6 separate regions of the Homo sapiens genome follow, and regions 1, 2, 3, 4 and 5 are each linked to region 6. Evidence: chromatin loops called from intact Hi-C (ENCODE). Cell type or tissue: endothelial cell of umbilical vein. All regions are shown on one strand. Region 1 holds the start of LOC107986455 (a long non-coding RNA gene). Region 2 has its middle 95 kb from the start of SPRY4-IT1. Region 3 has its middle 93 kb from the start of NDFIP1. Region 4 has its middle 140 kb from the start of FGF1. Region 5 has its middle 83 kb from the start of SPRY4-IT1. Region 6 has its middle 21 kb from the start of SPRY4-IT1.

Region 1 (4,000 bases), 100 kb before region 6:
CTCTGTGATTCCCAGTAAGAGAATGTCCTGCTCTTCAGTGAAATTGTGAGGCAGCTCTGAACTCTAAGCCCTGGGGCTGGGCAAAAAATGCCCTTTTAGTGGGAGGGAGTGGGCTACCAGTAGTAAGATGGCGGGTAAACCTCCGTTAAATGGCCTACTATTAACGTACATTTCAGGCTTTTTCCCTCTGCTATTCCCACGTTCCCAAGAGAAGAAAGGTAACAGAATATAGGCCATGGTAACTTTGATGGAATAGTCCAGGGTTTAATTCAAAGATGCTCACTGGTCAAAGTGGGTCCCACTGCTTTTCCAGCTTTTGATTCAAGCTTCAGTCTCCGAGAGTTTGCACACTAGTATGTCACACAGGACCATTTTGGTTATAAGACCCAGAAAAGCCCATGCCCACTCTGGCTTAATAACGAAGCAGTTTGGCTGGGCGCAGTGGCTCACGCCTGTAATCCCAGCACTTTGGGAGGCTGAGGTGGGTGGATCACAAGGTCAGGAGTTCGAGACCTGCCTTGCCAACATAGTGAAAACCCTGTCTCTACTAAAAATAGAAAAAATTAGCCAGACATGGTGGTGGGCGCCTGTAATCCCAGCTACTCGGGAGGCTGAGGCAGGAGAATGGATTGATCCCGGGAGGCAGAGGTTGCAGTAGGCCGAGACTGCACCACTGCACTCCAGCCTGGGCAACAGTGTGAGACTCTGTCTCAAAAAAAAACAAAAGAGAAAAGAAAAAAAGAAAAAAGAAGCAATTTATTGGATCATATACAAGGATGCCTGGGGGTGGGGATGAGAATGGAAGGGATTCAGGGCCCAAAGAGGACACACATCAACCCTGGACTCTCTCTTCCCTCTCTTCTCGCCGTAGACTCCTTGTGAAGACAAGATGGGGTGGCACCAGCAGCCCCTCAGCCTCAGGATCGAAGTCTAGCCAGAGAGAGTGCCCGTCTCTGGCTCTGCATTCCCAGGAAAGGCCTCTGTGGCCCATTGGCTCCCCTGGGGCCATTTTTCCTTTCCTGATCTAAGCCCCGTGGCCCAGGGAATCTGGAACAGTGATTGGCTTAGGCTAGGACGTGTGTTCCTCCCCATGGCTGTGTTTTGGAGCCTCACCTTGAGGGTGGCAGGGTGGATCCCAAACCAACCCTGGGAGCTGTTCCTGAAGGCAGAGGAAAGGATACTGGGCATGTCAGAGACAAAAGTGACTGTCCCTGGTTCCTCCCCAGAGCCTGTCACACAGTCATTCATTTAGAATGTAAAATCTACAGTGGAAGGAATTTGGGCCTCCTACCTGTCCTCAGTTAAAGCTAATTCATTTCCTCCCAGGACTAGTGTTAGCAAACAAAAAATCGTGGGTCGTCCAAGAACAATTACAAATGATCCAAAACCCTCGCTTCAGTCACGGGTTGTGGTCTTAGAGCTCAGCCTTCATGGAGGAGGTGATGAAAAAGCTGGATTCTAACCCTTCTTTGTCCCTCTCGCCCTTAAGGGGAGGTGTCTGAGCAGTGAACTGGCAACAAAGGGAGGAGTGTAGGAGCTGATGGATTGAGCCCTTTCTTTCAAAATGTAATTTACAGGATTATTATTTGTAAAGTTGATTATTGCAAATTATCCATGGGGGTCTAGGGTAAGGGTATTTATTGTCTTCAACCACAAGCCTACATAGTTTGGGGAAGCGAAACGTACTTCTTTTTTGTCAGGCTGGGAGAGCAACCCTGGGATGTGCTAACAGGCCCAATGGGGTCATTCGCTTCCTGTTAATCCTTTTATGGTTTACTTTTTTTTTTTTTAGAGAGAAAACTTAGGTTAAATATTTATTATACAGGAAAGGAATGCTGCTGCTTCCTCCTGCTTTTCCTGCTCTGTTGCTCATAATTGTTTAATAGGCAATAGCATGCAAATAGTATAAAATCTAAAAGGTACACAATGCGGTATGAGAAAAATACATGGCCCCCGGAACCTTTGTCCCCAGCCCCCTCCCCCACTGCCACCCCAGAGGCAGGCCCTGTTACCGGTTTCCATCATATCCTTCCTGAGATAGTCCATATATACTCCTTCTTTTTAATAGAAAATCGCACCACATACACATCATCTAAGGACAAATTATTATTTTGTCCTTTAAAATGAAACAATCAGAATTTTCCACCACTGTGACTTGGAAGCCCCAGAGTTAAGGCCCAGAGTTAAGGCCACAGACTTAAAGAGACAAATCAGTCCTCACCTCCAGCCAGCTGACCTGCTGACCACCAAGGCGTGCACGCTGTTTCCAGACGTTTACTTGCACTCGCGTATTCTCTGCCCCGCGGGGCACCCCCATTCACAGGGCCTGCACGCTGAACTGCTTCCTTGCACTTTTGACCAAAAATGGTCTCACTCACCATCATTGGACAAACTCCTCCTCACCTTATTTGCCGTCTGAGCTCCAAATGGCCTACGGTTTCCAGAAATAAAGTTGAAGGCTTGTCACCACTGAGGTTATGCCAGAGCTGATGGCTCAGAATCTGAAGGCCAGAAAACATTGCCAACAAGGGCAAGGTGCCACTGGGAAAGCATGAATGTAGTCCCTACTGTGTTCTTGGGCCTTGTGCTGGACCCTGAAGATAAAGCGAGAGAAAGTGCACAGTGTCCTTCCTAGCCTCGCTTAGTGCAGTCCCAGGGGGACGGGGCACAGGCGCTGTTGTAATTCAGTGCTCCTTATGTCCAGCTCAGTCCCGTTGGAGATGACCATGAATGAATGGCATTCACTTTTACAGACATAAGAGTTCTGCTGTTTAAAAAGAAAATCAATCACTCGATAGTCACATGTCTTACAATGCAGCAGAGAGATATGGAAATAGTAATAGTAATAATCCTCACTTTTCAAAAAAACTTTCTTTTTATTTATTTTATAATGACAAGGTCTCCCTATGTTGCCCAGGCTGGTCTTGAACTTCTGGCCTCAAGCAACCCTTTGGCCTCAGCCTCTCAAAATGCTGGGATTACAGTCAGGAGCTACCGCAACTGGCCCTCACTTGCTGATGAGGAAAAATAATTACTGTGCATAGGTACAAAACCCTGTACTTAGTACTTCTTCAGCCTTACTTGCTACCTCCCAAGGGCTCTGTGAGGTAGGGCTGAGTGTTGTCCTCATTTTACAGGTGTGCACTTGGCCTCAGGGAGAGGAAGTTAGCAGCTCCAGGTCACAAAGTTGGGGCATGGTGGCAGCAGCATTTGCACCCCGGGCCTTCTGATTCCAGTGCCCATGCATTAGGCCCTAGGCAAAACCACAGCCACTGGCACAGTGAAGCCACCAACCTGTCCTTTGGCAGTTTGTTCAGAATTTAAACTATTCGCCAGGCACAGTGGCTCACTCCTGTAATCCCAGCACTTTGAGAGGCCGAGGCAGGCAGATTAACTTGAGCTCATGAGTTCGAGACCAGCCTGGGCAACATGGCAAAATCCTGTCTTTACAAAAAGTGTAAAAAGTTAGCTGGGTGTGGTGATGCATGCCTATAGTCCCAGCTACTCAGGAGGCTGACGTGGGAGGATCATTTGAGCCCAGGAGGCAGAGGTTGCAGTGAGCCAAGATCACACCACTGCACTTCAGTGGTGATAGAGCCAGACCTTGTCTCAAATAAATAAATAAAATACTCTCTTAAAGTGAGCAATTAGTGATTTATAGGAGAAATCCTTTATTCCCAGGAGACAGGTAGACAGACTGAGCCCTCTCTGGATTCGCTCATTGTGTTCCGTAGAGAGGTAGCATCATTATTTAACAAAAAGAAACACCTCCGTTTATTTATAGTAGAGCTGTAACTTTTGTTCCCACCACTCTCAGTATGCATAGAAAGTGCAGCTTCTTTATTTAAGGCTATACCTGGTGGAAGCCCCCACCCCACTGCTACCCACTGGGTGGCTTGTATACATACACACACATGCCATTCTGAGCCTCTCTGGATGACATGCCTGTAGGGTGGACAGGGAAACTGAAGCTTAAAGAGCTTAAGTTATTGAATAAATC
Region 2 (4,000 bases), 74 kb before region 6:
TTGGATCATGCTAAGTGTTAGTCAAAAGCCGAAAGGGAGTGGGGAACATGGGACGGACAGGGAACTCCTCTCTGAGGACGTAGCCTCTGAACAGAGTCCTGGAAGCTGAGAAGTCAGTTCTGGAAATGGAGGAAGAGTGCTCCAGGCGCAGGGAACAGCAAGTGCAAAGGCCTTGAGATGGGAATGGGCTTGACGCGCTTGCAAAACAGGCAGTGGCCTGAAAATATAAAATGTGGTGAGCAAGCGGAGAAGTGGTTTGAGCAGAGGTGGGAGAAGTAGGCCAGAAACAGATCACACAGGGCTTTGGAGGCTATGCTGAGGGGTTTGGAAGGCTTTCGAGGGTAAGTTAAGCAGGAGAATGACATGATTAGGTATGTATTTGAAAAGATCACCACCATGAATTTTCTGAGCCTCATTTTCCCCCTCTGTTAAAAATGAGCATAATAATACATATCTCACAGGATTATAGAGGATTAAAAGACTTGAAAGTTAAAGCAACAAGCAAATTGATGAACATATATGCCCGAGGTGCACAACAAATGCCAGGACCATGATGTGAAGACTTTTTAGGAGCTCTGAAGAGATCTGCTTAGGAGTGAGGATGGTTCCTAAAGAGTTAATCAAACCTGTCTTGGGAAAAGCAATCCCATGCTGCTAATATAATGGTAAAGGATGCAATTCAGGCTGTTTATTTTTTAGAGATTCAGTGCTCCTATTAAGCAATCACTCTGTTTATGTCACTGCTAATTGAAGTAAATTGCTTTCTGCAATCAAATCGGGAAGTTCCCCCTTCCGATCACGAAAGGGACTTGGACTCTGGTTCCTGATTTCCAGTATTTAGTCTGACTTGAGATTTGCCCTGTAATTAATTGCATACATTCCACTGATTTCCTTAAACAAGCAGTTGGTTTGCCGTTGGGTCGGCAAGGGATGCGTTGATTTTGAAATTGCCCCTGGGATAGGAAGTGTTCCGCCTCCCTTCTCTCGCAACCCCAGCCACAGCAGCCTTCTGGCTGATGGAGCTGGTGGGGAGTGGGCCTCACAGCAGATGTGAGAGGTGGAAGTGAGCAGCAGGTGTGACCGCTGTGGTCCAGAATCCTCTTGGTGCCCCCGCCCAGTGGAGAATTCTAGTGCATTAGAACCAAAGCCCGTGAATCAGGCTGGAGGAATTCCGGGCCATGGGCACAGGCTTCCTCGCACCAATCATCAGCTCTATTTTCACTTCTCTGAGAGGCATGGGAGGAAGTGAGGGGAGGTGGGCAAAGAGCAACACTGCATCTGAATAAGCACCCTAAGAGCCCCGATCCTCTCCACGGCCCAGTCGCTGCCACCCACCCCACACCCCACCCCCAGCTCTCCGTCGTGTGCATAGGCCTGGAGGATGTTCAGGAAGGTGTGAAGGGGTACCCCAAGGAGGTGGGAGTAAAGAGTTTTAAGGCCTGTGGCCCAGCCCCAGGGAGGAGCACTCCAGCGCCTGCTCCTGGTCTTGGGGAGCAAGAGCAGGGGATGAGGAGGAGTATTTGATGCTGGACACAGCTGTTAGGTTAGGTTGCCAGGTCACTGAGAAAACAGACAGTGTCCGCCCCATCCTTCATCCTTGACGCTGAAAAGAAAAAAAAGGGCCTCAGGATTTAGTTGAAGGTGAAGACGTTGGGTGCTTTACCTTGAAGTGTGGAGAGCATCTCTTTATGGATTAATCCTGTGACCCTGCAGAAAGTGGTCTTCAAGGCCCAGCTCAGTGGCTGCCTCCCACATGAAGTCCTGTCTGATGCACTCCCCAGGAGTCTCCCTCTCACAATTCCCTTGGACTGTGTGCCTCTGGGGCAGTGCCACACCTGTCCTGCCCCGCAGTGGGCTCTATATTTGAGTTTCCTCATCCACCGACAAAGCACCTGGCGTGAGTGAGATTCTGCTAGGCTGGGGATTCTCAGGTGAGCTGAAGTCCGGAGTTCAAGACCAGCCTGGTGAAACCCTGTTTCTATTAAAAATACAAAAATCAGTGGGGCGTGGTGGCACGTGCCTGTAACCCCAGCTACTCGAGAGGCTGAGGCAGAATTGCTTGAACCCAGGAGGCGGAGGTTGCAGTGAGCCAAGATCACGCCACTGCACTCCAGCCTGGGTGACAGAGTGAGACTCCATCTCAAAAAAAGAAAAAAAAAGACTCAGTTGAGATACAACCCCTACCTTCAAAGAGCTACCAGAGCCGCAGAAGAGTTAGGTAAGTAACAGGAAGTTAATTAAAGAAGTAGCATTGGCTGGGTGCCAATGGTGACTCATGCCTGTAATCTCAGCACTTTGGGAGGCCGAGATGGGCGGATCCCTTGAGACCAGGAGTTTGAGACTAGCCTGGGCAACATGGGGAAACCCCATCTCTACCAAAACTACAAAGACTAGCTGGGTGTGGTGGTGTGCACCTGTAATCCTAGCTACTTAAGAGTCTGAGGTAGGAGGATTGCTTGAGTCTGGCAGGTTGAGGCTGCAGTGATCGCACACTTACCATGAGCCAGGCACTGTACTGAATGTTTTATATGCATTGACTTATCAAACCCCACTATATCCATACAAGGGAGAGACTCAGTATATTGAGTTTGCCGATGATGAAATTGAGGCTAAGCCACTTTGGAAAACAGGGAGGCAATTTCTTAAAGAGTTAGACAACCCATACTTTTTCTTCCCCATACAGCTCAGCAATTTCACTGCTATGTATAGACCCAAGAGAATTGAAAACATATATCCACACAAAAACATCTATACAAATATTACATAACAGTAATATTTATAATAGCCCCAAACTGGAAACAATTCAAATGTCTATCAACTGATGAGTGGATAAATAAAATGTGGTTAATTTATACAATGAAATATTATTTGACAATAAAAAGGGAAGAAGTACCAGTATATGCTACAGTGTGGATAAACCTCAAAAACATTATGCTATGTGAAAGAAGCCAGACATAAAAGGCCACATATTGTATGATTCCATTTATAGGAAGTGCCCGGAAATGCCAAATCTATGGAGACAGAAAGTAGATTGATTAGTGGCTGCCAGGGAGTGAGGATGGGATGAGGACGAACTGAATGGGCACCAGGGATTTTACTGGGGTATTAGAAATGTTCTAAACTGAATTGTGGTGATGTTTGCACAACTCAGTAATATCTACTAAAAATTATGACATCGTGGCCGGGCGCAGTGGCTCACGCCTGTAATCCCAGCACTTTGGGAGACAGAGGCGGACGGATCACCTGAAGTCAGGAGTTCAAGACCAGCCTGTCCAACATGGCGAAACCCTGTCTCTACTAAAAATGCAAAAATTAGCTGGATGTGGTGGCAGGTGCCTGTAATTCCAGCTACTTGGGAGGCTGAGGCAGGAGAATCTCTTGAACCCGGGAGGCAGAGGTTGCAGTGAGCTGAGATCATGCCATTACACTCCAGCCTGGGTGACAGAGTGAGACTCTGTGTCAAAAAAACAAAACAAAAAAAATGAGGCTAAGTAAGATGGAGCAACTTGTCTGAAGTGATTAGCTGTTAAGTGATGAAGCCAGAATTCAAACCCAGGCAGGAGTGCAGTGGCACAATCATGGCTCACCCTAACCTCGAACTCCCGGGCTCAAGCAATCCTCCCGCCTCAGCCTCCTGAGTGGTTGAGACTGTAGGTGTGCATCACCATGCCCAGTTACATTTGTTTTTACTTTTTGTAGAGATAGGGTCTTACTATGTTGTCCAGGCTGGTCTCCAACTCCTTGGCTCCAGTGATCCTCCCACCTCGGCCTCCCAGAGTACCGAGATTACAGTCAGAGCCATGGAGCCTGGCTCAGAGACCGCATTCTTAACCACTGTGCAACATTGCTTCCCTGAGGTAGCTTATCTCAGCCCAGCAGGGGCATGCTCACATAGGCTTGGGATGAGGCTGGCTTTCTTGGGATATCTCTGGGAAAAGTAACGCTTGAGTTGTGTCTGCAAGTCTTGCGTGCAAGTTCTCCTCCACCAAGAAGGCTTCTG
Region 3 (4,000 bases), 95 kb before region 6:
TTGAGCCATGACTAAGCAAACTAAGCAAAACAACAACAAAAAAATGGTCCTTGGGTTGAATTCCCAAGTGTTTTTATCAGTATTTCTTACTGACTTTACTTTTAGAATATACCTGGAATATTGACCACTTCTCACCACCTGAGTCACCATCATCTCAATGGGACTGCTGTGATAGCCTCTCACCTGGTCTTCCTTCTCCTCCTGCCTCCCTACAGTCTGTTCTTCACTTAGCAGCCTGGCTCTCTCCCCTCTTTTTTACTTCCTTTCCTGTGCTTTCCCATCCCATTCTGACCAGATTGTTCTAAAAACCATTAGGACAAAGCAAGGCAGGCACCTAGTACACCTGGGAGAGACTGCTGTAGTCCAGAATGGGGTGTCGGAGCCTGAGTGGGGTAAGGAGGGTGTCTATGTAGAAAGACTGCCTGGCATGGGGAGTAGACAGGGAGGAGAAGGCATCTGAGGAGGAGGATGTCAGAGCCTTTGAAAGGTGAGGGACGTATCCACGTGGTGAAAGGGCATGCCCTCGTGTGGGAAGACAGAACCTGGGTGGGAGAGGAGAGTGTGCATGGGGAGGAGAGGCCTGGCGGCGGGTATCATAGTCTATAGAGAGGGAAGAAGTTGTCTACACAGAGGAAAGGCCTGGCATGAAGGATCAGAGTCCATGCAGATAGAGGAACATCCCCATATGGGTGTTAGAGAGATGAAGAGGGTGTCCACGCAAGAGGGCAGCTGGGCACAGAGAGTCAGAAGGTGAGAAGCGTGTCCAGGGCAAAGGATGATGATGGCAGATGGGTGACAGCAGGGAAAGTCATCAAAAAGTACATATATTAGGAATAATGGGAGCCAGATTTCTCAGAGTCAGAGAAGGGAGTTACAATCACGGAGAGGAACAGAACCTAAGTGAACCCTGTAATGTCGTGTTGGAATTGAGATCTATATCAGAACTCATGGCTTTCAACACATAGGTAGATGGATGAATAAATAAAACGAGATAGCAATGTTCACTAGCTCTGAGGGCCTGGGAAGAGTGACACACCTCACTAGCAATGAACACATCCAGCACCCAGATCTTCTAAATACCATTTTCCAATAGCAGGAACTAGGGCTCCTTGCAGAAATGACTGATTCCCATATTAAGGCATAGAAAGTGTAAGAAAAGCCTAGAAGATCCTGTTGTGTCAGAAAGCAAAAAAGTGCTAAAAAAAAATGATGAGGATATGTCAACACAGAAGCCAACTTGAAGGGGCTTCTATTAAGCAAAGCTGGGACAATTTAAACACCAAAATAAATTATGGTAGTAATGGTTATAACCCATTGACTGATTTAGGAAACCATGACTCCACACTAATATAAATAAATAAATATTTACATAGTTTCAGATAGTCTCTCCAGAAAGCATCTATTAATTTCAAGGGGGAAAAGGGTAACTTTTCAGTGAAGAAGTCTGGCAGACATCACCTTAATCAAGTGATCAAAGTGAACGTCATCAGCAATGGGACAAATGGAAAGCAAGGCAGGAAATGCGCTAATAGGATGTGGGAAGAACACAGCATCACTTCTCTGATATTCTTGCCAAAGATGCATAACCAGGATTGAGTCATGAGGACTAAGTTGAAAGACATTCCATGAGAAACTGACCTGTGATCTTCAAAAGTGTCAAGGCCATGAAGGCTAAGGAACTGTTTCACATTGAAGGAGACTGAAGAGATATGATGACTAAATGCAATGTGTGATTCTGATCTGTCTCTAGGCCAGCTGGGGCTCCGCTGCTCTCTGCTAGCATCTGTGGGTCTTGGCTCCAGGTTGTGGCTGAGTTGAGGTCTGTACCACATGTCTTTCATCCCCCTTGGATCAGCAGATACCTGAGGCATATTCTTTTTATTTTTCAGTTTTTGAGACGGAGTCTTGCTCTGTCACCCACGCTGGAGTGCAGGGATTGCAGGCGCATGCCACCATGCCTGGCTAATTTTTGTATTTTTGTAAAGACAGGGTTTCACCATGTTGGCCAGGCTGGTCTCGAACTCCTGACCTCAGGTGATCCACCCGCCTCGGCCTCCCAAAGTTCTGGGATTACAGGAGTGGGCCACTGCGCCCGGCCACCTGAGGCATATTCTATTCATGGCCAAAAAGTAGGGCAAGCCCAACTGCACAATCATATTTCAAGTTTCAGCTCACTTCACATCTGAAATCTGTAATTAGCATTTAACACAAGTCACAAGGCCAAGCCCCAATTCAAGGGTGAATGGCACACTTTGCCCTCCCATGACCATGGCAAAGGTATGGATGTGTGATACTGCTGCAACAGGGCAGTGAAGTATTGAGATTGATGATTCAACCTACTACACTCTCTGTGTCCCTTAGACTTTTTTGAGCATACTGTACAGTCTGGGAATTCCTATGTTGGGTACGTGTTAGTGCCAAGTATACTGCTGAACCCAAGGAAAGTGCTTATCTTGACTAATTGATTGTTGTCAAATGTTTCTCTATCCTTGTTGGGGGAAGAGACTAAAACCACTGCATCAATGCTCCCTATCTACATTGGTTCCAGGCAGCCTTCCTACAATTTGGACCTACTTCCTAAAATGTAAGATATGCAAACTTTTTGAATCATCAGCTTAATTTTTCTGGAGAACTAATTATAGATATGGTTTAAAAAACAAACAAATATGAACAAGAGTGCTTATTATAGCATGGTTTGTTAGAGGAACAAAGTGGACCTTCCCAAAGGTCTCATATAGGAGAGAGGCTAAATCACATTGCCATTTTCATGGTGGTTAAAAAGAATAAAGAATGAAGTATCATTATGTATTCTCAACAGTTCAATTAGAGCAGTAGAACCACTAGGAGGTACAGTGTGTGTGTGTGTGTGAGAGAGAGAGAGAGAGAGAAAGAGAGAGAGAGACGGAGAGGAAGAGAGAGAGGGAGACAGAGAGAGAGAGAGATGGGGATTTGACTTTAAGCAATCGGGGAGCTGGCTAAACTGTCTTGGGAAGGCTGTTACCTTCTCATCTGACACTGGAGCTTGGCATCCACACGGCAGGAAGAGAAGAGGGATGTAAGTAGGGAAGAGTGAGAACCAGCAGGAGCCCACAAGATCCACAGGAGTCTCTCTCCACCTCCAACTTGTTGGTACAAGTGTCCTGCGGGAGCAGCTGACCTCTTCCTTCATCACAAAGCCAAACACACACCTGGCGCAGGAGATGGAGCTGCTGAAGGAGGACACAGGGCAGGTGGAGCAGCTGCAGCCGTCAAATGAGCAGCAATACAGGATATCCAAATCTCAGCCTAAACGTCTCTTGGTCCCCCCTAACTGGCCATATACAGGGAAGACAGAATCCAGCCTTCCCAAATGGATGCATTCCAATGCCACCACACTGCTAATATGGAAAGATTTCCAAGATATATTTATGTGTAAGAAATGCAAGTTTCAGGGCTGGGTGCGGTGGCTCATGCCTGTAATCCCAGCACTTTGGGAGGCCAAGGCGGGTGGATCACCTGAGGTCAGGAATTCAAGACCAGCCTGGCCAACATGGCGAAACCCTGTCTCTACTAAAAATACAAAAATTAGCCAGGCATGGTGGTGCGCGCCTCTTATCCCAGATACTCGGGAGACTGAGGCATGAGAATCTCTTGGATCTGGGAGACGGAGCTTGCAGTGAGCCAAGATCGTGCCACTGCACTCCAGCCTGGGTGACAAAGTGAGACTCTGTCTCAAAAAAAAAGAAAAAGAAAAAAGAAATGCAAGCTTCAGGCTATTATGGAGAATATGTTTTTATGCTGCCGCAAAAATTATTTTTATCTGTACACATATAGGTAGGTACATACATAGAGACAGATTTGGAAAGATAAACACTGACCATGGTCACCTCCAGAAAGGGACTGGAACTGGGGAAGAGGGTGTCAACGGGACTTTGTGTTTATCTGGATTCAAGTGCAATTGAAGGCAAACATAAAAAGCAAAAAGAAAATCCCCTCTGTGTTAGTGTCTTCTCAAGTCAGG
Region 4 (4,000 bases), 250 kb after region 6:
CTCCACAGTATCATTCTCAGCTGCTGAGAACAATGTGCCCATTCCTGCCGAGTCATGGAATCTTTACTCCAAGAGATGGTAATATATCATCAAGATCATTCTAAAAGCTTAATGCAGTGAGCATCACTTAATACCTGAATACCAAAAAGTGAAAATAATGGTTTCATGTCTAATGGGACTTGAGTTCACATGTCCCCTCAGCCACAGGGACTTGTGCTGGCAGACACCACTGTCCTCTGCTTTGGTATTTCTATCACTTGGACTCTAGATATAGGTGAATAAAGCCAACATGGTTTGTTGTTTTTTTTTTTGAGATGGAGTCTCGCTCTGTCGCCCAGGCTGGAGGGCAGTGGCGTGATCTCAGCTCACTACAAGCTCCGCCTCCCGGGTTCACGCGATTCTCCTACCTCAGCCTCCCGAGTAGCTGGGACCACAGGCGCCCGCCACCACACCGAGATAATTTTTTTGTATTTTTAGGAGAGATGGGGTTTCACCGTGTTAGCCAGGATGGTCTCGATCTCCTGACATTGTGATCCACCCATCTCGGCCTCCCAAGGTGCTGGGATTACAGGCGTGAGCCACCACGCCCGGCCAAAGCCAACATGGTTTCTAAAGACAGATGAGAGAAGTACCTACCATTTCCTGAGGCTGGCTTTACCAAGGACGTAACACGTGTAAATTATTCAAACAATACAGAAATGTATAGTAAAACGTGCCCCATATCCCATGACCCCTTATCTAAAAGTCATGATGTTAAAAGCTTTCAGGATATCCTTCTAGATATTTTCCATGTATGTAGAGCCCTTCCTTTTAAAAAGCACACATATACACACATATATATAAACATAAATGGGATTGTACTGCACACACTGTAATATACTTTGCTTTTACATTTAATCATAGTTCTAAACATCTGTCCAAAACAGCATATATATACATCGACTTCTGACTGCATAGAATTCCATTGTACAGTAGATGTACCGTAATTTATTTCACCAATTTCCTGTTAATAGACATTTGTTTCCAGAGTCTTGCTCTGGAAGTCTGGACAAAGATTGCTGCAACGGATTCCTTTGCACATCTATCTATGTACCAATACATTGGTAGACGTGATTCATAGAATTGGAGTTGCTAGGTTAAATCGTATGTTAAATATCTAAGTAGTGCTCCCTGCAGTTACGTTCCCAGCAACTGTGCCAAAGCTGCTTTTTAAACTCAGATGGAAACCACAATTGGACATTAACTTTATTTCTTATTCACTTATTACTTTTGTTATCTGGGTTTCTGTTCAGAGAAAGAATGACGTCTGACTTTTGTTCAAAAGACAAATGAGAAGCAGGTGAGTGATCTGCTTCAGTATAATGCTTTCTTTTGTTTAAAGTGCATTATGGGCAAAAGTTCTGTCTTATTGCTGAAAAGATGCTAGTGATTATTCTTATTCAAGAATTCAAGATATAGGCAAACAGGAGGTCAAGGCTGCAGTGAGCTGTGATTGCATCACTGCACTCCAGCCTGGGCAACAGAGCGTGACGCTGTCAAAAAAAAAAAAAGATAGAGGCATATTAAGCTCTCAAGAAATGATGGAACTAGCAGAAAATCATTGGAGAGGCAGAATAGGGAATGCCACCAGGAATATAAAACCTGGTCTTCTAGATCCCAGGCTACAGAGGGGTTATTTCACCACAAATACAAAATGACTTTGAAAATAGAATTATATTCTAAATAGAATATAGGTAATAGAAAGATACCTTATTTAAAGACTGGAAGAAGATCCACATTTAGGGCTCATCAATATACTGTGATCTCTGACCACCCAACCCTATACTTGACACTTCCCCTCTCTTCTCAGAATCTTTTAAAAGCAGTCTCAGAGTATATGCAGCAGTAGTAGTGGTGATGATGGAGATAATGGAGTTTTTTTGTTTGTTTGTTTTTTCTTTATCCCCAATATCCAGCGAGCTGCTTGGATAAATGCTTAAAACAAGATGAAAATCTTTGTCCTGGATCTGTACATCCGTGTACTCTTTTTGCATCTGCTCTGCTGATATTTTCATGCTCCCTTGACACCTGCCTGCTATTTTAGAAGAGGTCTTTGTATCAAAGGAGGGGTAGGGGAGTCGGGCATTTCCTCTGCACTAGCGAAAGGGCTGCGGGGGAGCCTGAGCCCCAGCCTCACTTCAGGTGGCAGAGGCCTTGCTGCTGGTCTTTCTTGGAGAGGCTGTCTTAGAAGTAGGTAGCACCCTCTCCTGGGCTAAATGCAAACGATCTCTGTGTGTCCTGAAATCATCTGGGATAATAGCAGGCATCTCCTTTTCTCTGGCAAGCTCTGCCCCATCACTGCCCCCTCCTGGCCCCTTCTATTTTTTTTTTATTTGAATGCCACACTGGACCATTTACAAGTCCAAATGAGTCAGATTGGAGATTCTAAGTAAGACTGGTTAGGGAGCAGGAACTTATTTGAGTACTCACCGTGTGCAGGGCAGGGATGTGAATATAAAATGAAATAAAAGCTTGGAGTCAGTATAGATAGAGAATATGAAGACTGAATGACTAAATGTTTATAAAATGCTATTTAAACAATTCCCAACATGCTAGAGGAACTCTGCATATGGTAGAAATCGTATAGCGGTGAGGTGATGTGTGCGACCTGGCAGTCTCTTCATGAAATGGCAGACCCTGAGAAAGGAGTTGTCCAAAGGAGGAGGGTAGAGCCTTAGCTTGCGAAGTCTCTGGAAAGAGATACACTGGAAGTTTCTTTTATTGAACAATTTAACAGAAAACTGCAAAATTCAAACTTTCAGGACTCTCCTACCACCACCTTCTACCCTCTTGTCTTTTCTTCACCAGTCATTTGTTTTTCTCAATGACATTTGCAGAAAATGAAGACATTTTAATGATACCTTCTCCTTTCTACTCAGCATTCTGGTTTCTGCTTCATCTGAACATTTACCCTAATACTTCATCGAACTCCATCTACATGCTACATACTGATGACCATGGCTATTGTTCATTTTATCCCATAAGTCAAAGATTGTGTCTGTTTTGCTTGTTCAATTGTCAGTGTAACAATAATGAAAAATAATGGTAATAACTGTCACTTAGTGAGTTTTTACCTGAAGCCAAGCACATAATCATTTACCATTCTTTCAACTGATGCTCACAGTTACCTGATGGGATAAGAGCTTTATTATCCCAGTTTTTACAGATGAGAAAATTAAGGTTCAAAGCTATTCAGTAACTTGCCCAAGTTACAGAGATGGGACCTGAGCTTGGAAGTCTAGCTCTAAAGACCTTGTTCCTGTCCACTGTGAATATTGTTCTGCTTAGTATTCACAAGTAATAGATGAACGTTCAGGAATTCAGTGACTAAGGAAATAATCATGTTTCCAGGTATAGTTCGTTGCATAAAAATTAATGTGACTTGAGACATCACAGAACTGAGCTAGGAGGGAAGTATAGCATTTCCAGTGTCTTCAGAGCAGTTTGTTAATAGAAGAGGTGTTGAGAGCTGGGTTGGCTTATTCCTAACAGAGCACAGAGCACTGACCTCCAGGGACACAGCCAAGACTTACTGAATACTTACTATGTTCCAGGCAGTGGGCTCAAAGCCCAGCGTGTTTTTCTATTTAATCCTCACAACAACCTCACCTTACAGAGGAGGCTCAGAAAGGTGAAGCAACTTGCCCAAGGTCATCCAGCTAGTGGTTGGTGGAGTCAGGACACTTCATTGCTCTGCTGGACTCCTCTCAGGTGCCCCTGGGGGAACTTCAGATTGTCTTATAGGCCCCAGCTTCCCAAAGGATGCCCTCTGAATGGAGGGAGGAAGTTAGAGGGAGGATCAGGGTCTACCAGGAGGCTGCCAAAGGTGTGCTCTGGGAAATGCTCCTGGTCTGGAGGGTTTGAGGGAGCATGTCTGCTCTAGGAAAATCCAAATGGGCTTAGAAGAATCATGTCAAGGCCCAGGATAAGACTGCAAATATGTTTGGAATCTAAGCCTGTA
Region 5 (4,000 bases), 62 kb before region 6:
ATTACCAGTCTTGGGTAGTATCTGTATAGCAGCATGAGAACGGACTAATAAACCTATGAAACAACTGATGAAACTTGCATCATCTTCTGGTTTGGTAGCTCACAAAGGACCCTCTCAGAGCACGCTGTTTCCTCTTAAATAGCCCGATAACAATTAAAAACCTTCCTGGATCGTCCTTTCTCGAAGACTGCAGAAGTCTGAACCATATAGAGAGTTTCTTTGCATTTGGATCTTGTCCTCTGGCTCCATGCATTGGCTGCCAGGTTGCAATTACAGCTCCTGAGTGTAAGCCTCAGGGGAGGCTCATCCACTGGGGTAAGCATATGCACAAGTGGAAAATAAACAACCCAAGGTATTTCTGGCTTTGGAGCTGGCTCACAATAAGATGTCACAGAGAAGGGAGCAGTCGAGGCAAGTGGAACTTTTGCAGGTACAATGTAAACCAGGGTGAAAATTCCTTCCTAACCCATCCTAGCTAACATGGTGAAACCCCGTCTCTACTAAAAAAAAAAAAATCAGCTGGGTGTGGTGGCATGCGCCTGTAGTCCCAGCTACTCCGGAGGGCGAGACAGGAGAATCGCTTGAACCCGGGAGGCAGAGGTTGCAGTGAGCCGAGATCGCACCACTGCACTCCGGCTTGGGCGACAGGGCGAGACTCAGTCTCAAAAAAAAAAAAAAAAAAAAAAAAGAAAAAGAAAAAAAAGAAAATTCCCTCCTATGGATAGCTTCCCCCAGGAGGAGTGACCTCATGATGATACCTAATGTTTATTGAGCATTTATTTATTACATCCATAGCACTCAAGATGCTCTTGACACACATCTTCTCACTGGGCCCTTACAACAACCCCTGTGGTAATACACTACCATTACCCTTAACAATAATGTTTATTTCAGTAACAAACCCTATCTTACAGATGAGGACACTGAGACTTAGAAAACTAGGAAAAATTCTCCTGGGTGGACATGATAGCTCATGCCTGTAATCCTAGCACTTTGGGAGGCTGAGGTGGGTGGATCTCTTGAGACCAGGAGTTCAAGACCAGCCTGGGCAACACTGCAAGACCCTATCTCTACAAAAATAAATAAAATTAGACAGGTATGGTGGCATGCACCTGTAGTCCCAGCTACTCAGGAGGCTGAAGCAAGAGGATCAATTGAGCCCAAGGATTTAAGGTAACAGTGAGCTATGTTCACGCCACTAAACTACAGCCTGGGTGACAGAATAAGACCCTTTCTCATTTAAAAAAAAAAAAAAGGAAAAAAGGAAAAATTCTCCTAAGGTCATACAGTTTGCAGATGGATAGAAGCAGACCTTGAGGACAGGTTTAGGTAGCATCAAAAACCCTACTCCTGCACACCCCTGCCAAGGAGGCATTTTATTGTCACACGGACCTGGCACACAGTTGAGAGCAGAGAAACAAGGAAGGATCTGCCTGCTAGAACATAAGCTACTTAAAGAGAGAAATCTTTGTTTAGTTCACTGCTGTATCCCCAGCACCTGTAACAGTGCCTGGCACATATTTGTTAAAAGCAGTGAAAGAAGTGGTTATTATTAGTCACTTGTCACCTGACCTCAGCCATCACACTTCCAGCCTGTGAGTGTGTGGGGGTGATGATCACAATGGAAGAAGTCGATCAGTCATCGAACTCCACCCAGTGTGGCTGTGGTCCTCGGAATCATGGGGTGGGCTCTGCCAGGTTGGGAATGTGTTCAGATTTTAACTGCATGGATCATAGCTACAGATGTGCGAGAAGGAATGCCGCAGAGCTCCGCAGGGCAAGCAGGGTCTGGCGACAGGTGACAGGCATCAGGGCGGGGCCCCTGGGCCCTGAGCTTCCTGCACACTGAAGATACTGTTGAGGGGCGGTGGGGGGGTGTGGGTAAGGGGGAGAAGAGGGTGTGGGAGATCCAGAGTAGGGAGGAAGAGAGGGAGAAAACACAAGAGCCCAGGAGGGAGGTGGGAAGGCCCCCTTCTGCTGCTCCAGCTGGTCGGACAGGCCCCCAGGCCCCCCCTCCTCCTGCTCCTTTGCCCATTGTAGGGCAGTCTGAGCGAGAACAATGGGAATGGAATCCTTCTTCCCCTCCTGCCTGGCAGGGCTGGGCCCACTTCCTCCTGGCCCCACCGAAAGGAATGCTTTCTTGTCCAGACTGTGTGGTACCCGCAGGGAAGAAGGGCACTTGGGGCTCCCCAGGGACCGAAGGCTTTGTGGCTTGAGCCGATGACAATGGGGTTGGAGCAGGGAGTGGGGGTGGGGGGGTTGGATCTTTTCAAAATTTCTCTTGGGTTTCTAATGAGTATTTCTGCTCTTTTTTTCTGATTCATGATGGGGTCTCTGTCATGAGGCCTTAAGTCACGCTAAGTTACTTGGGGCCTTTTCTGACTTCTGGAGCAGAACACTCAGGCGGATCTGTGACCCCAAGTGACAGCACCCACAGCCGGAGAGAAGCCCTTTGAGACAGGTTAGCGATGCCTGAGCACCACCCCCACCCTAGGCAGGGCTGCGGATCATCTGAGCTCTTCCCTCCTGGCCTCCCGGTACCCCAGAAGCCACTCCATTCTGTGTGGAAACTGCAGCTCAGGGCCACTCCGATTTTTATTTCAGGTTTGGAAGGCACAAAAGCTAATTCTTCTGCCTCCTCCGTGTCTCAAAGCATAAAAATCCTCCAATCTCCCGCCTGGAAGGTCGACGCCTGGCTGTCCACCTTCTGGGGACAGATGAAGGCAGAGGGCTGGGGCTGTCTCAGCACACAGTCTGTAAACTTAATCCCACTGTAGTCACCTGTGCTGCTTGTTGACCCTCTGTTGTTCCTTCTTCGGAGAATAAAACGCCTGTCTCTGCCAGCTTTTGGGGAGAGGCAGCAACCGGACTGCATGGCGAGTGGGAGGGTGTGGAGTCTGGCTTCTGTACAGCCCGTTTTCGGGCTCGGAAGCTCCACTGTAGCAGGACAAGCCGCAGACAAAACTCCTCAGACACCGAGTTAAAGAAGGAAGTGGTTTATTCGGCAGGGAACATCGGCAAGACTCCTGTCTCAAGAGCCGAGCTCCCCGGGTGAGCAATTCCTGTCCCTTTTAAGGGCTCACAACTCTAAGGGGGTCTGCGTGAGAGGGTCGTGATCGATTGAGCAAGCAGCGGGTATGTGACTGGAGGCTGCATGTACCAGTAATCAGAATGGTAATCAGAACAAAACAGAACAGGACAGGGATTTTTACAATGCCTTTCCATACAATGTCTGGAATCTATAGATAACATAACCGGTTAGGTCAGGGGTCGATCTTTAACTACCAGGCTTAGGTCAGGCAGGCCCAGGCCTGGTTTCGGGTCTGGTTCCTTGGTTTCGGATCTGGTTCCTAGGCACTGGGCTACCTGCCTTTAGTTTTGCTTCTCTTCCCTTTTTTGAGTATAAGATAATATAAAACAATATGAGAGGATCTGTCTCTCTTCTCCCACCACCAACACTCCACTGCTAGAGATCCTTGGTGCTGTAGATCCTGGAGCCCTCTGTAGGGATCTGCAGTGCAAATCACATTGCTGCTCAGCATTCCGACTGCTGGATTAGGAGCCAGCTTTGTTGGGTTTGCTAAATTGGTTACGACTTATGGGTCTGCTTTTTGTTGTTGTTGTTGGGTTTTTGTTGGTTTATGTTGTTTTCCTTATTTTTTGGCTGCTGTCTCTTCCCCTGTTCACTTTGTCCTTCTAGGTTTTTGTCTTTTTTTTTTTTTGAGACAGTTTCGCTCTTGTTGCCCAGGGTGGAGTGCAATGGTGCAATCTCAGCTCACTGCAACCTCCACCTCCCGGGTTCAAGCAATTCTCCTGCCTGAGCCTCCAGAGTATCTGGGATTACAGGCATGTGCCACCACGCCTGGCTAATTTTGTATTTTGGTAGAGATGGGGTTTATCCATGTTGGTTAGGCTGGTCTCGAACTTCTGACCTCAGGTGATCCGCCTGCCTCGGCCTCTCAAAGTACTGGGATTACAGGCGTGAGCCACTGTGCCTGGC
Region 6 (4,000 bases):
ACCCACCCTTCTCACGCTCTTTCATCGCAGTGGAGGGACATCTGCGGTTAAAATGGTTGAAAAGTGCTTTTTAGTCAAGTCTTTCTCACACACACGCCTCACCCCCACCCCTGGGTTCCAGAGAGAGAGGCCCATAGCTGTGTGACCTTCTCACTTTGTTTTTACACCTTTAACTTTGTTTTGGCAGCTTTGACCTGAAGGCAGCAGTTCCAACCCGGTTTGTATTCCTGGGTCAAGGAGAGGCTTCCTGCCTGGAACTCTTCCCCTGGCTCCCCTTGAAACCCCCATCCCTGGGCTTTTCTTTGTATGTAGATCACGGTCCTGTAGTCCCTGGCAAAGGCAGAGGTGGGTTGGGGGCCTGCAGGGCTGGGAAGTGTGAAGTTTCTCCGCTGTTAGAGGAAGCCCGGGTGATTCAGTGAGCTGGGCGCTATCTTTAGGAAGGAAAACATCACGTAGCGGGGGATCTCTATCCGGGCCATTTGTCTGCCTGCTCCCTCCCCAGGGAGGTCTTCCCAGAGGCCTGGCAGCCCCTTCCTGCTCTTGCTTAAGCCGTGTGACAGGCGTCTTTAGTTCTGAATAACTCTAGACCTGTAGATCCAGTTCATCCCCGTCTTGTGTTATTTGAGCAATTCTTGCAGATTTTTCTTTGGTCTCTTTTTTACGGTGTGCATGTGCATGTAAGGACTAAGTCCGGGAAGCCTGCTAGGTAAAACCACAGTGGAGGCTCAGACCCCCAAATTTCAAACCAGGTTTCAGCTCAAACATCACCTTCTAAGAGAGGCCTTCCCTGACCACTACCTGCATCATTTGCTACCTTGTTACCGGACTTAATTTCCCTGCAGCATTTTTTACTCTTTAAAATTATCCTGACCATCTATTTCTTACGTACCTGCTTCTTGTCTGCCTCCTTCACTCTAGAATGTATGCACCCTCCATGATGGTCTTGCTCCTTACATAGCCTGAGCCCAGGCCTGTGCCTGGTACATACTGGGCCCTCAGTCAAGGTTAGTTGACCTGGTTGACCTTGACCTGGTTGACCAGCTGTAAGGCCCTCGGGGAAGGCCAGTTAGCAGGCACTACCTCTGCTCTTGTTTGGATCTCTGCTAACTATAAGAGGATCTGAGTTATAATTTTTCCTTTTTCAGCTGTGGAGCTTCCCTGACCCTTTATCAGCAGGCAGTGGGGACTCTGGGGAGCTTTATCAACTCTATGCAAGAGAGAAAGCCACTTTTGTCCCTCCTTTTCCCCTCGAGAGCTTCTCATATCATCTCAGCCTCTGCCTTCCTGTGTCTCTCTAGATCTGTGCTCTCAATTTGTCCCCACCCCACATATCACTGTGGTTCTCCCCGTCTGCCCTCCGTTTCTCTATTTCTGTCTCCCTCTTCTCCTCCTTCTCCCTCAGCTCTATGTTTTCTTTCCTTTATTGAGTTCTTACCTCATGGTAAATGCTATACACAGACTCTCACTGACCTCTGACAAGAGTCCGTGTGAGAGAGGTCATTATTACCCCCATTTTCCAGATGGGGAAACTGAGACGTGGGGAGGCTCCTTTAGTGTCAAAGCAGTGCTTGCAGGTTGTTGGGTTTTTTCTTATCCCAAGGTCAGAGAAACTTGGGGAAGTCAGAGCTAGAAGGTGAGAGACAGCTATAAACTGCCTCCACCAGGTCATCTGTGTCATCTGCTAACTTCAGCAGATCCTTTTTGGGGAAGAGGTGGTAAGGCAGATGGAAATAAAGCTTTCTTCTTATTCAGTCTACCAGAAATATGAGCTCTTCAAACTTTAACATGGAGGCAGAAGGGCCAGGATGAATCAGGTTAAACCATGATCTCCCAGACTGCATTTTCAAGAGACGTGTGGGGCAGCCTTGGAAATAGCTACTCCCCAGCTCGCCTGGCCTGGATAAGTTATTGTTAAAGAGTAAAGGGAAATGATCCTAATGGATTCCGCTTCCGGCCTCCCCCACGGAGTGGGCTGGTAACCGTTATTTACAAGGCTGCCTTATTCATGGCCACTGAAGCTAGGAGAGGCAGGATGGAGACAGAATCCAACAAATGGTTTATTTATATCTACATCCCAGACCTCAAAAGGAAAATTCCCATACTTAGACATTCCTAGATGGCCTGCGACACAGGATATTTAAAGTAACAATGGGCCAAATTCTTGCTTACATTTTTGGCAGGGCTCCAGTCTGAAAGTCCACAAGAGAAAGACTTGGGCTGTATAACATGGAGGGAGGGGGGACTGTTTCTAATTTGAGACCTGTTTAAGATCTGACTTCCCCCTCCTTCCTGGAGTTACAAGGAAAATATGATTTTGATTTTAGAGACAACATTCCATGTGATCCACTTTGGAAGATTTTAGAAGTTGAAGCTCTGTGCCCTCCCCCTTGCCTTTGAGAAAAAGGGGGTTGTTAAAAGAACTAATAGAACACACTTTGAAAAACCCTAGAACTCCTCTTCCATTTCTTCTACCTGTGTCAGGGGTTGGCGAGGGGAATAGCCACTACCTATGGGCAGTCTAGTAGCCAAACCCTCTGAATGCTGCAGATGACCATATAGAGCTGAATATGGTTGTCTACAAAATAGTCATTGAGCCATTTAAAACATGTCTTTGTGACATTAGTTCCAAGGAAAATCTCAGGAAGGGTTTTTAATGGTGACTTATTAGCCTGGGCAACATAGCAATGTAAAAAATCAATTAAAAAAAAATTAGGGCCAAGCATGGTGGCTCACGCCTGTAGTCCCAGCTACTCGGGAGGCTGAGACAGGTGAATCGCTTGAACCTGGGAGGCAGAGGTTCTGGTGAGCCAAGATCACGCCATTGCACTCCAGCCTGGGCAACAGAGCAAGACTCCATCTCAAAAAAAAAAAAAAAATTAGCCAGGTGTGGTGGCAGGTACCTGTAATCACAGCTACTTGGGAGGCTGAGGCAGGAGAATCGATTGAACCCAGGAGGTGGAGGTTGCAGTGAGCCAAGACTGCACCACTGCACTCCAGCCTGGGCAACAGAGCAAGACTCCATCTCAAAAAAAAAAAAAAAAAATTAGCCGGGTGTGGTGTCACACACCTGTATTCCTAGCTACTCCGGAGGCTGAGGTGAGAGGACTGTTTGAGCTCAGGAGTTTGAGGCTGCAGTGAGCTATGATTGTGCCACTGCACCCCAACCTGGTGACAGAGTGAGACCCTGTCTCTAAAAAACAACAACAAAAAATAGTGACTTATTGTACTTATAGTCAAGGTGAATTTTTTCCCAATAACTTTATTGAGGTATGATTGACATATAAAAAGCTGTGCATATTTAATATATACAATTCAATGAGTTATGACCTTCCCAACCCTATGATAATTCTAAACACCAGCCTTGTAAAGAAATAGAAAAATGTACTAGCTCTGTAAGTTAGGAAGCCTTTGGCTGCCAGTCATAAACCAGCTCACCCAGCGTGGCGGCTCATGCCTGTAATACCAGCACTTTGGGAAGCTGAGGTGGGTGGATCACCTGAGGTCGAAAGTTTGAGACCAGCCTGACTAACATGGAGAAACCCCATCTCTACTAAAAATACAAAATTAGTCGGGCGTGATCGTGTGCATCTGTAATCCCAGCTACTTGGGAGGCTGAGGCAGGAGAATTGCTTAAACCCAGGAGGCAGAGGTTGCGGTGAGCCGAGATCGCCCCATTGCACTCCAGCCTGGGGCAACAAGTGCAAAACTCCATCTCAAAAAAAAACAAAATAAAACAAAGAAACTTCCCAGAAGTCCCCCTAGATTTCCCCTCACCTCCCATCGGCCTGCACTGCATCACATGCCAACACCTGGTACAGTCACATTTGATAAGACTCCTCTGGGTTTTACAGCTGGAGACGTGAATAGGGTTATTCTTCCCTGAGTCACATGGGAAGGGGGTGAACTCCAGAACAAACGTGGGGCAGCAATAAAAAATGAAGGATAGCTATCAACCAAGGTGTCTGCCACAGTGGCTGTGATCAAAAAAATGTGGAAGCAA

The links. Peaks named below come from ENCODE experiments on the same cell type or tissue, not always from the same donor. Only the 100,000 strongest peaks of a DNase experiment are listed, where the experiment ranks them.
Region 1: a loop joins it to region 6, with 5 times the contacts of the local background. A loop is called at or near these places in 4 of 110 quality-filtered maps.
Region 2: a loop joins it to region 6, with 2.5 times the contacts of the local background. A loop is called at or near these places in 4 of 110 quality-filtered maps.
Region 3: it touches region 6 in a loop (9-fold over the local background); 6 of 110 quality-filtered maps call a loop at or near these places.
Region 4: a loop joins it to region 6, with 5 times the contacts of the local background. A loop is called at or near these places in 4 of 110 quality-filtered maps.
Region 5: it touches region 6 in a loop (4-fold over the local background); 4 of 110 quality-filtered maps call a loop at or near these places.

What each region holds. Positions count from the first base shown.
Region 1 is chr5:142,190,704-142,194,703 of GRCh38, forward strand. LOC107986455 (a long non-coding RNA gene) reads right to left here and starts at 2,358. Exons shown (of 3, transcript XR_001742907.3): 1 at 2,222-2,358. In endothelial cell of umbilical vein, no CTCF peak of the experiment used is centred here; no DNase peak of the experiment used is centred here; H3K27ac peaks cover 2,075 bases.
Region 2 is chr5:142,221,553-142,225,552 of GRCh38, forward strand. No RefSeq gene overlaps it. Among named protein-coding and RNA genes, the nearest start is that of SPRY4-IT1, 95 kb to the right of the region's middle. RefSeq lists an enhancer at 1,879-1,928. In endothelial cell of umbilical vein, no CTCF peak of the experiment used is centred here; a DNase peak (open chromatin) is centred at 2,229; H3K27ac peaks cover 379 bases.
Region 3 is chr5:142,200,077-142,204,076 of GRCh38, forward strand. No RefSeq gene overlaps it. Among named protein-coding and RNA genes, the nearest start is that of NDFIP1, 93 kb to the left of the region's middle. RefSeq lists an enhancer at 1,032-2,231. In endothelial cell of umbilical vein, no CTCF peak of the experiment used is centred here; DNase peaks (open chromatin) are centred at 1,585 and 2,385; H3K27ac peaks cover 3,314 bases.
Region 4 is chr5:142,546,659-142,550,658 of GRCh38, forward strand. No RefSeq gene overlaps it. Among named protein-coding and RNA genes, the nearest start is that of FGF1, 140 kb to the right of the region's middle. RefSeq lists an enhancer at 3,832-4,000. In endothelial cell of umbilical vein, a CTCF peak has its summit at 2,311 (motif pointing left); a DNase peak (open chromatin) is centred at 2,303; H3K27ac peaks cover 496 bases.
Region 5 is chr5:142,233,586-142,237,585 of GRCh38, forward strand. No RefSeq gene overlaps it. Among named protein-coding and RNA genes, the nearest start is that of SPRY4-IT1, 83 kb to the right of the region's middle. RefSeq lists an enhancer at 2,889-3,617. In endothelial cell of umbilical vein, no CTCF peak of the experiment used is centred here; DNase peaks (open chromatin) are centred at 1,596 and 2,056; H3K27ac peaks cover 1,341 bases.
Region 6 is chr5:142,295,148-142,299,147 of GRCh38, forward strand. No RefSeq gene overlaps it. Among named protein-coding and RNA genes, the nearest start is that of SPRY4-IT1, 21 kb to the right of the region's middle. In endothelial cell of umbilical vein, no CTCF peak of the experiment used is centred here; DNase peaks (open chromatin) are centred at 444 and 2,044; H3K27ac peaks cover 2,858 bases.